2 separate regions of the Homo sapiens genome follow, and region 1 is linked to region 2. Evidence: read pairs that join two places in POLR2A ChIA-PET (ENCODE). Cell type or tissue: HepG2. All regions are shown on one strand.

Evidence for each region. Peaks named below come from ENCODE experiments on the same cell type or tissue, not always from the same donor. Only the 100,000 strongest peaks of a DNase experiment are listed, where the experiment ranks them.
Region 1: POLR2A ChIA-PET joins it to region 2 with 7 read pairs; 1 of 35 experiments calls an interaction of 5 or more read pairs at or near these places.

What each region holds. Positions count from the first base shown.
Region 1 is chr22:45,475,904-45,480,903 of GRCh38, forward strand. No RefSeq gene overlaps it. Among named protein-coding and RNA genes, the nearest start is that of FBLN1, 24 kb to the right of the region's middle. RefSeq lists an enhancer at 371-870. In HepG2, no CTCF peak of the experiment used is centred here; DNase peaks (open chromatin) are centred at 1,278 and 2,598.
Region 2 is chr22:45,270,909-45,275,908 of GRCh38, forward strand. It overlaps the pseudogene RPS10P31. Among named protein-coding and RNA genes, the nearest start is that of UPK3A, 12 kb to the right of the region's middle. In HepG2, no CTCF peak of the experiment used is centred here; DNase peaks (open chromatin) are centred at 812, 1,743 and 2,773; H3K4me3 peaks cover 278 bases.

The sequences.
Region 1 (5,000 bases), 200 kb after region 2:
AGTGCATGAATGAATAAAGAAGCCATTCACTGAGCATGCAGAGAGAGGAGGCTGAAGATGCAACTGAAGAAAACAGACAGAGTAGAGTGTCCCTAGGGCCACACGTGGCAGTTTGGGAGGCTGGACTGAGTCCTGCAGACACTGGGGAGTCAGGGCATGTGGCAGGATCCTTCTGCTGTTGCCCAACAGTCCCGGTGCTGCAGGAGGGAGGGGCGGGCGTGGGGATGGCTGGGCCTTGGGCATCGCCAGAGACATCATAGCCTTCCGGGACAGCCCAGGGGCTTGGCAGAGTGTCTTGTTGTAAAGCTTGTGGGGTCTGCAGGGCCTACTCTGGCTATACCCACCCACAAGGCCATGCAGCCAGAGGGTGCGGGAGACAAACAGGAGCCGAGCCAAGTGGCCAGAAGGAAGGCCAGGAGCAAGCCCCAGCAGAAGCCAAGCCCAGCAGACAAGGTTTGTGACATCGAGAGGAAGCCACTGTGGTGCCCTGGACACAGCGTGGCAGGGGGACAGGGGGGACAGACTCCCTGGTGGTGCTGAGGAGACACGGAACACCCCACACTTCCCTCTGTAGAAAGCAGATTCCCAGGCCTCGGGGTTAAATGGGAACCAACAGGCAGCATGGGGCCAGGCCTTGGTTAGAGCTCCATAAAGACATGCTGGCATGGAATGGGTGGGACTGGCTCACGCCTGTAATCCCAGTGCTTTGGGAGGCTGAGGCAGGAGGATCACTTGAGCCCAGGAGTTTGAGACCAGCCTGGGCTACATAGTGAGACTCCTGTCTCTACAAAAACTAGGAAAATTAGCCAAGCATGATGGTGTGTGCCTGTAGTCCCAGCTACTTGGGAGGCTGAGGTGGGAGGATTGCTGGAGACTGGGAGGTCAAGGCTGCAGTGAGCCTTGATTGCACCAAGATTGCACTCCAGCCTGGGCGACAGAGTGAGATTCTGTCTAAAAGAAGAAGACATACCAGCATGTGGCTGAAACAGTGATGGAGACACCCACTCCGCCTACAGAGGCTAAGGCCTGTCTCCAAACCTTTGCTCTTCTCTCCGCCTCAGATGCCTCTCCCCTCCCATCTCTGCCCACAGAACTCCTCATACTCTTCCCAGCTCAAGTTTCACAATCTCCACGAAGTTTGCCAAGGTCACCTCTTCCTGCCGCATCCTCCTCCTCCTCTATCATAGCCAACGCTTATCTGACATTGCCAAGTGCAGGGCTAGAAGCTTCATATGTGTTATCTAATTTAATGCTCCCAATACCAGTATGAGAATGGTGTCATCATCCTTTTGTACACAGAATCCACTGCAGCTCAGAACAGGTAAGTGGCTTCCCCAAGGTCATCCAGCCGGTGAGATATAGAGGCCATGTTCAAATACAGGTCTCTGAGGGCAAAGCCCGTTCTTAAGCATTAGGAGCCCTTGCTACCCATGAGACAGTGGACATGGCCCCCAACATTGTCCCTTGGTGCTCTCTCTTGATCTTTTTCTTTTAAGGTTTGTTTTATATACTTGTCTCCACCCGGGAGACCAGGAGCTGAGTCTCTTGAGAGCCAGGACCTTGACCCAGTTGCCGCATGCTCTCCTCTCTTGTTCCCAGCCCTCACCCATGCTGCCCTTCCCTCCCTTCCCTGCCCACCTGGCAAATCTGCTGGGCTCCAGGCAAACACAAGCTCCTCCAAGGGCCCTCCCTGCTCCTTGCAGGCCACCTCTTCTCAGGGATCTCACAGTTTTCCACGGCACTGAAATGGCTGGTGAAAGAATCCGTCTCCCTGAGACCATGAGCTCCTCAAGGAAGCTGGGACTGACACCTCCATGTCTCCAGGGCCCAGCCCAGGACCTGGCACAGCTCTGTGTTCAGTGTTGGCTGAATGAATGAATCCAGTCCACCATGAATTGATCCTGAAGTGGACCTAGAGTTGGAGGGACTAGACTATTGATTTTGCAACTTATTAACTATGGGATCTCAGACAAGTCCCTTCACCCATTTGGGCCTCAGTTTTCTCATCTGTAGAATGGGGATGATTTGAGGAAAACAGAGGTTGAAGCACTTCATAAACCGAGTTGCTGCATAGTTGTGAGGTGAGATGATGGAGGTTCCCAAGCCCAGGCTCCAGGGAAAGACTTTGGCACTTGCCCCTTGCTAAACAAAGCATGCAATTTTAAAGGCTCACAGCTATCGCAGATTTTCCTAAAACATGCGTCAATACAAAAGTTGTTGAGTTCCTTTAGAGAAACACTGTAACGGAGACTCCCTGCACTGACAATTTAGCTGAGCAAGTTTGCTCTGGCTGTGCACGCCCCAGGGATTCCTCCATACCTGCAGCTGGAACCCATGAAGAAACTTTGGGCCTTTAATTAGAACCATTTGCCCTTCCAATGAACGGCAGGTGGCTGGGCCAACTTACAAAGAGATGCTCATTAGAGCAGTATGTGCCCTTTGATCCATCCGTCTGACTGCTGGGACTCTGTCCTAAAGAAATAATCCCAAATATGGAAAGGCTTATGAACAAATACACCATCTTTGGAGTATTTCTTGTAACGGCAGAGAAACTGGAATCAACCGGAATATCCAATGGGGAATAAGTTGCTGATGTTTCCTCAACTGGATGGGACTTTATTACTCACTGAGAAGAAATGGCTGGGAAGGCTTTGGAGCAACATAAAGTATGTTTATGATAGAATGTTAAGTAAACAAATCAGGTTACAAAACTATGTACCCTGAGATGAACTATGCAAACTATGCATATAAATATCAGAAATAGGCTGGGCGCGGTGGCTCTTGCCTGTCATCCCAGCACTTTGCGAGGCCAAAGCGGGTGGATCACGAGGTCAGGAGTTTGAGACCAGCCTGACTAACATGGTGAAGCCCCGTCTCTACTAAAAATACAAAAATTAGCCAGGTGTGGTGACAGACGCCTGTAGTCCCAGCTACTCGGGAGGCTGAGGCAGGAGAATCACTTGATCCCGGGAGGCAGAAGTTGCAGTGAGCTGAGATCGTGCCACTGCACTCCAGCCTGGGCGACAGAGTGAGACTCCGTCTAAAAAAAAATTCATGGTGGACTGGATTCATTCATTCAGCCAACACTGACCACAGACCTGTCCCAGCTACTCGGGAGGCTGAGGCAGGAGAATCGTTTGAACCTGGGAGGCGGAGGTTGTGGTGAGCTGAGATGGCGCCATTGTACTCCAGCCTGGGTGACAAGAGCGAAACTCCGTCTCAAAAAAAAAAAAGTTTATTATAAATTTTTTTTTTTTTTTTTTTTTTTTTTTGAGACAGAGTCTCGCTCTGTCGCCCAGGCCGGACTGCGGACTGCAGTGGCGCAATCTCGGCTCACTGCAAGCTCCGCCTCCCGGGTTCACGCCATTCTCCTGCCTCAGCCTCCCGAGTAGCTGGGACTACAGGCGCCCGCCACCGCGCCCGGCTAATTTTTTTTTTTTGTATTTTTAGTAGAGACGGGGTTTCACCTTGTTAGCCGGGATGGTCTCGATCTCCTGACCTCATGATCCACCCGCCTCGGCCTCCCAAAGTGCTGGGATTACAGGCGTGAGCCACCGCTCCCGGCCTATTATAAATTTTTAAATATCAAAAACATAGACTGTCTCTAAAGTAAAATCAAGACAAAACAAAAAATAAAAAATAATTAAAAATAAAAAAGAAACAAAGGGCTAGTTTTCCAAGGGTAGAGGTAAAACCTGACGTTGTAAAAATGTGTTCTGGAGAATCGTTCATATGGCCTGTTTTAGATTTTTTTTCTTTAATGAAAAAGTAACACATGTACAGGGTAAAAAATATTCTGTGTGAAAGATATACAAACACCACTATCCTAATGAAACTGCCTTTTCCTTCCAATATTTTATCTATATTTGTATATACTTTAACAAAGTCTAGTGTACATACAATTCAAAATTCTGGCTGGGCATGGTGGCTCATGCCTGTAATCCCAGCACTTTGGGAGGACAAGGTGGGAGGATCACTTGAGCCCAGGAGTTCGAGACCAGCCTAGGCAACATAATGAGACCCTGTCTCTAAAAAATAAAAAAGAAAAAAAAAAGCTGGGCATTGTGGCACGCGTCTGTAGTCCCAGCTACTTGGGAGGCTGAGGTAGGAGGACTGCTTGAGCCTGGGAGGTCGAGGCTGCAGTGAGCTGCGATGGCACCCCTGCACTCCAGCCTGGGCCACAGAACGAGACCTTGTCTCAAAAAAATTTTTTTAAGTTTAATTTTTACTTTATATAAAAAACAAATAACTTGGTTGCAACAATCTTTATATTTATAAATTTAAAGAGTTATAGGATACTCCATAGTAGAAATATATTTATTTCACTGATCTTTGATATTATATATTAGTTGTTATGATTATGTTTCCTTTATATATCTCATGGAAATACATATGGTTGTACTCAATGCATATATAGTTGTACATAATTAATACGTAAAATTCATATGTAATATGAAAAATAAGATTTTTTCTTTATATTAACAATAACAAATTAGAAAACACGATAGAAAAAAATACTCCAATCAGAATGACAATAAAAATATTAAGTGCTTAGAACTAAACAAGGCACCCACAACATGGATGAACCTTGAGGATATTATGCTAAGTGCAGTAAGCCAGACACGGAAAGAAAAATATTGCATGATCTCACTTATATATGGAACTCAAAGAAGTTGCATACATAGAAACAGAGAACAAAACCGTGCTTATCAGGGGCAGATACGGCGGGCAGGAAATGGGGAGATGTAGGTCGATGGATACAAAGTTGCAAGATCTAATGTACAATGTGAGGATTATAGTTAATAATATTGAACTAAATTCAGAGTTTTTCTAGAGCAGGGGGATATCATTTGGCTCTGTGTCCCCACCCAAATCTCATGGTGAATTGTAACCATGCATCAACTGTGTTGGAGGAGGGGCTTGGTGGGAGATGATTGAATCACAGGGCTGGACTTCCCCTTGCTGTTCTCGTGATAGTGAGTGAGTTCTCACGAGATCTG
Region 2 (5,000 bases):
GCCAGTCATGGGGACCCTACTACCTGACTGCTCTGAGCCCCGGCATCCTCCTCTGCACTGCCCACTCCGTGCCCAACCTCTGGATGTTTGTGTCTGCCTTAAATCTGTCCACTGAAGCCCCAAGCACCTGTATTTGGAGATAGAACCTATAAGGAGGTAGTTAAGGTTCAATGAGGTCACGAGGGGGGGGGCATAATGAGGGGATTAGTGCCTTCATTAGGGAGAGCTTGCGCTCTCACTCTCTCTCTTTTTTTTTTTTTTTTTTGAGACAGAGTCTGACTGTGTCACCCAGACTGGACTGCAGTGGTGCAATCTCAGCTCACCACAACCTCTGCTTCCTGGGTTCAAGCAATTCTCCTGCCTCAGCCTCCCAAGTAGCTGGGATTACAGGTGTGTGCCACCATGCCCAGCTAATTTTTTTTGAATTTTTAGTAGAGAAGGGGTCTTACTATGTTGCCCAGGCTGGTCTTGAACTACTGAGCTTAAGTAATCCTCCCACCTCAACCTCCCAAAGTGCTGGGATTACAGGCATGAGCCACCAAACCCAGCCAAAAACTGAATTTTGAAATTTAATTTTAATTAATGTTAAACAGGCATGTGTGTCTAGCGGCTATAGTGTGAGACAGTGCAGTTCTAGAGAAAGGAGAGGCTTGGCCACACAGACTGATTTGAGGGGCAGTGAGAGATCAGCTTCTTCCCAAAAGGCACCCTCTGCCCCACCCCTTGGTGTGCTTCATCCATCAGTGCAGGTTGTCTGAAGCAAGGTCCCACTAAACAAGCAAAGGCCCAGCATTCAGTCACCAAGCACTTGTGATGTGCACCGCCCCATTTAATCTTCACAATTGGGTATTGTTGTGTGCATTATTTAATCCTAAGAGCTGATTCACAAGGGAGAGACTGTTACCATTTTCATTTGGTCTTAGCCAAAAGGCCGAGAAGCGATGGTTATCATTTTCGAATGTGGATACGGTGCAGAGAGGCAAAGCGCCCTACCCAAGACCCCAGAGGCGAGTCCTTTAGGCTTAACCTTCATGCCTCCCAGCCTCCCCAGGAAACCGCCCGGGACAGCTGGAGGCATTCACAGCCCATGTGAGCAAGTTTGTTAGGACTTAAAGCCTGGCGGCTGTTAAGGGTTGAGTGGGGACAGGGACATGGAACTAGTTCTGGAGCTCGGGTTTCTGGCAGAATGTTCCAAAAATAGGAACTAGCAGCCAAAGGACAACGTCAGAAATGACCGAGTCAGGAGTGGTCTGTGTCTGAGCTGGGAGAGGCAGCAGAGAGGATTGTGGTTTGATACACATTTGTGTAAATAAGCACGCCTGTTTTGTAGATGGGGAAGCTGGGGCAGAAATGGGGCAAAAATACGATTTTAAAGCCAGTCGTGTACAGACATGGTGGCTCAGGCTTATAATCCCAAAACTCTGGGAGGCCAAGGTGGGAAGCTTGTTTGAAGCTAGGAGTTCGAGACCAGCATGGGCAATAAAGCAAGACCCCATGGTATGCGCCCGTAGTCCCAGCTACGCAGGAGACTGAGGCGGGAGGATTACTTGAGCCCAGGAGGTCGAGGCTGGAGTGAGCTATGTTTGGGCCACTGCACCCCAGCCTGGGTGACAGAGCAAGACCCTGCCTCTAAAAAAATAAAGTAAAATAGGCCAGCCCTGCTGGGGCCGTGCTGGTGGCTGGACTCTGAGCTTCCCTCTGAGCCTTGGTCTCTTCACCAAAACCACTTGGGGGTGGATCTGACTCACATAGAGGCCCCTGCCGCTGGTCAGGCACTGCCTGGGATGGACCACGCAGGATGGGGGTGGGCAACGGTAAAAATACACCAAGGCCCAGAGTCCAGGCTCCTAGTGTCCAGCTATCACTGGGGCCTAGGAGTGCCCACCCCAACCCTCCATCCACAAGAACTCCTGAAACGGGACTCGGGATCACAGCATCCATTCAGTTTTTGTCTGGGTCCAGTGGCTCACGCCTGTAATCCCAGCACTTCAGGAGGCCCAGGTGGGAGGGTCACTTGAGCTCAGGAGTTCGACACCAGCCAGCGCAACATAGTGAGACCCCTTCTCTTCTAAAAGAATGTATCTGGGCTGGGTGCCGTGGCTCACGCCTGTAATCCCAGCACTTTAGGAGGCCAAGGCAGGCAGATCACGAGGTCAAGAGATCGAGACCATCCTGGCAAACATGGTGAAACCCCGTCTCTACTAAAAAATACAAAAAAATTAGCCGGGCGTGGTGGCGGGCACCTGTAGTCCCAGCTACTTGGAAGGCTGAGGCAGGAGAATGGCGTGAACCCGGGAGGCAGAGCTGCAGTGAGCCGAGATCGCACCACTGCACTCTAGGCTGGGCAACAAAGCGAGACTCCATCTCAAAAAAAAAAAAAAAAAAAAGTGTATCCAGAGATCTGGCAGGAGACTCAGGGAAAAATCACTGCAGCGTTGTAACCCCATTTTTCTCCTCTGTAAAGCGGGGGTGGCATGGACAGTCTCCTCGAGTTGCTACAGGGTTGAAGGGGCACTGTTTGGGAGCTGTGAGGTGCTCCTGCTTCCACCCGGGGCCTGCACGAGTCCTCCTGGCTCTGAACCCCCGACCCAGGACTGGCTCAGGGTGAGGGGTCAGTGGTCCGCATGGTGGAGAGAGAGAAATTCTGAGCCAACAGACTCTGTTCAGGGGACAGGAAAGGCCCTCATCCCCGCTGGCTTCCAGATCTCCCAGATAAGGAGAAATTAATGTTTGATCTGAGCTTCATTCCAGAGACAGACAAACCAGTTTACTGCTGCTGACTGAGAGGACACCCCACCCCTGCTATCGCACCTCACCGCCCTTTGGACTTGACACAGGACTTCTCCTGGGCCCCATGGGTCCCATTGTCCTCAGGCCCCTGTGCTTAGCATGGACCGGGCAGTCGGTGGGCCTGGGGGATGTTTGCTAAAATCAGGTTGCAAATCCAGCCCGCCACCTTCCGCCACTTCTTAGTGGGAGAAGCTGCCTCCGAAGCCAGGGATGGGACCCTCATCAGGAAGTCAGCCTCATGGATCCCAACGTAGACGCTGCCAGGAGGAGAAGAACACAGAGATCTGACTGCCTCACTGAGCAGCTGTTAGCCTTGGCCGAGCCACTTCCCCTCTCTGGGCTCCAGACCCTCAGCTGTAGAAAGGAGTCTTAATCCCTTCTCCCCTCCAAATCTGCTCTTCCCCATCTCATCTCAGTTGGGAGCTCCCCAACTCCATCCTTTTGGCTCCTCAGGCTAGAACTAGGGTCCCCCTTGACTCCTCCCTCACTCTCACCCCACCTCCAGTCCATCAGCAAAGTCCTGTGGGCCCAACCTTCAAAATACATCCACCACGAGAACTTTCCTCCGGCCCGCACCGGTGCCAGCCTGCACCACGCCATGCTGCTCCCTCCTTTACCTATCTGGTGTGATCCAAGACGAACTTAGCACCTAGAAAGAGCCTTCCGTCTTCCACGCATGTTAATTAGAAAATTTACCTGTTTGGCCTGGCACGGTGGCTCGTGCCTGTAATCCCAGCACTTTGGGAGGCCGAGGAGGGTGGATCACCTGAGCTTGGGAGTTCGAGACCAGCCTGACCAACATGGTGAAACCCCGTCTCTTCTAAAAATACAAAATTAGCCAGGTGTGGTGGTGCATACCTGTAATCCCAGCTACTTGGGAAGCTGAGGCAGGAGAATCGCTTGAACCCAGGAGGTGGAGGTTGCGGTGAGCCAAGATCGCGCCGTTGGACTCCAGCCTGGGCAACAAGAGTGAAACTCTGTCTCAAAAAAAAAAAAAGAAAGAAAGAAAGAAAGAAAATCTACTCATTCATTCATTCATCAAACACTGCTGAGAATGTGCCCTATGCAGGACACGGGAGGAGGAGGATTTGGGCCAGGCCTTGGAGAATGGGGGGCTTCCATGATGGAACGTGCAGCATGGGCACCCCAGGCAGTGGGCACAGCAAGTATAAAAAGAGCTTCAAGGCAGGGGTGGGGGGCTTCGACTATTGATGTCAGAGTTGGAGGGCACTGCAAAAGTCCTCATCCTTGGAGCCACCAAAGGGCAAGAGAGAGCTGGGTGAGCTTAGGGACCTGTCAGTGTTCAGTGGGGCTGGTGCCAGGGAATGAGGTAAGACAGGAAGGAGGGGAGGTGGAGAGGTTGCTGGGAGCTGACTGGCCACCAGGGCCTTGCACACTGGGGTAGGAAGCGTGGGCTTTATTTTTTTATTTTATTTTATTTTATTTTTGAGATGGAGTCTTGCTCTGTCACCCAGGCTGGAGTGCAGTGGTGCGATCTCGGCTCACTGCAGCCTCCGCCTTCCAGGTTCAAGCAATTCTCCTGCCTCAGCCTCCTGAGTAGCTGGGACTATAGGTGCACGCCTCCACACCTGGCTAATTTTTGTATTTTTAGTAGAGACGGGGGTTTCACCATGTTGGCCAGGATGGTCTCGATCACCTGACCTCATGATCTGCCCTCCTTGGCCTCCCAAAGTGCTGGGATTACAGGGGTGAACCACTGCGGCTGGCCGGAAGCGTGGGCTTTATTCAGAGGACAGTGGGTGACCTTGAAGGGCTTTACATGAGGAAAGTGACAACCAGACTTGCGCTTTAGAAATGTCACTCTGGGGCCCAGATGAGACGCAGAACCACGCTTGCCCCTTCCTTTCCAGCTGCGGCCCCGGAACTTGCAGCTGCATTGATGTTGATGCCTAGGAAGAACCAGATTGCCGTTTATGAACTCCTTTTTAAGCAGGGAGTCATGGTGGCTAAGGAGGGTGTCCACCTGCCTAGGCACCCGGAGCTGGCAGACAAGAATGTGCCCAACCTTCACATCATGAAGGCCATGCAGTCCCTCAAGTCCCAAGGCCACAGGGAGGAACAGTTTGCCTGGAGACATTTCTACTGGCACCTTACCCGTGAGGGTATCCAGAGTATCCGTGAGGACCTCCATCTACCCCCTGAGACTGTGCCTGCCACCCCACACTGCAGCCCTCCAGAGACTGGCAGGC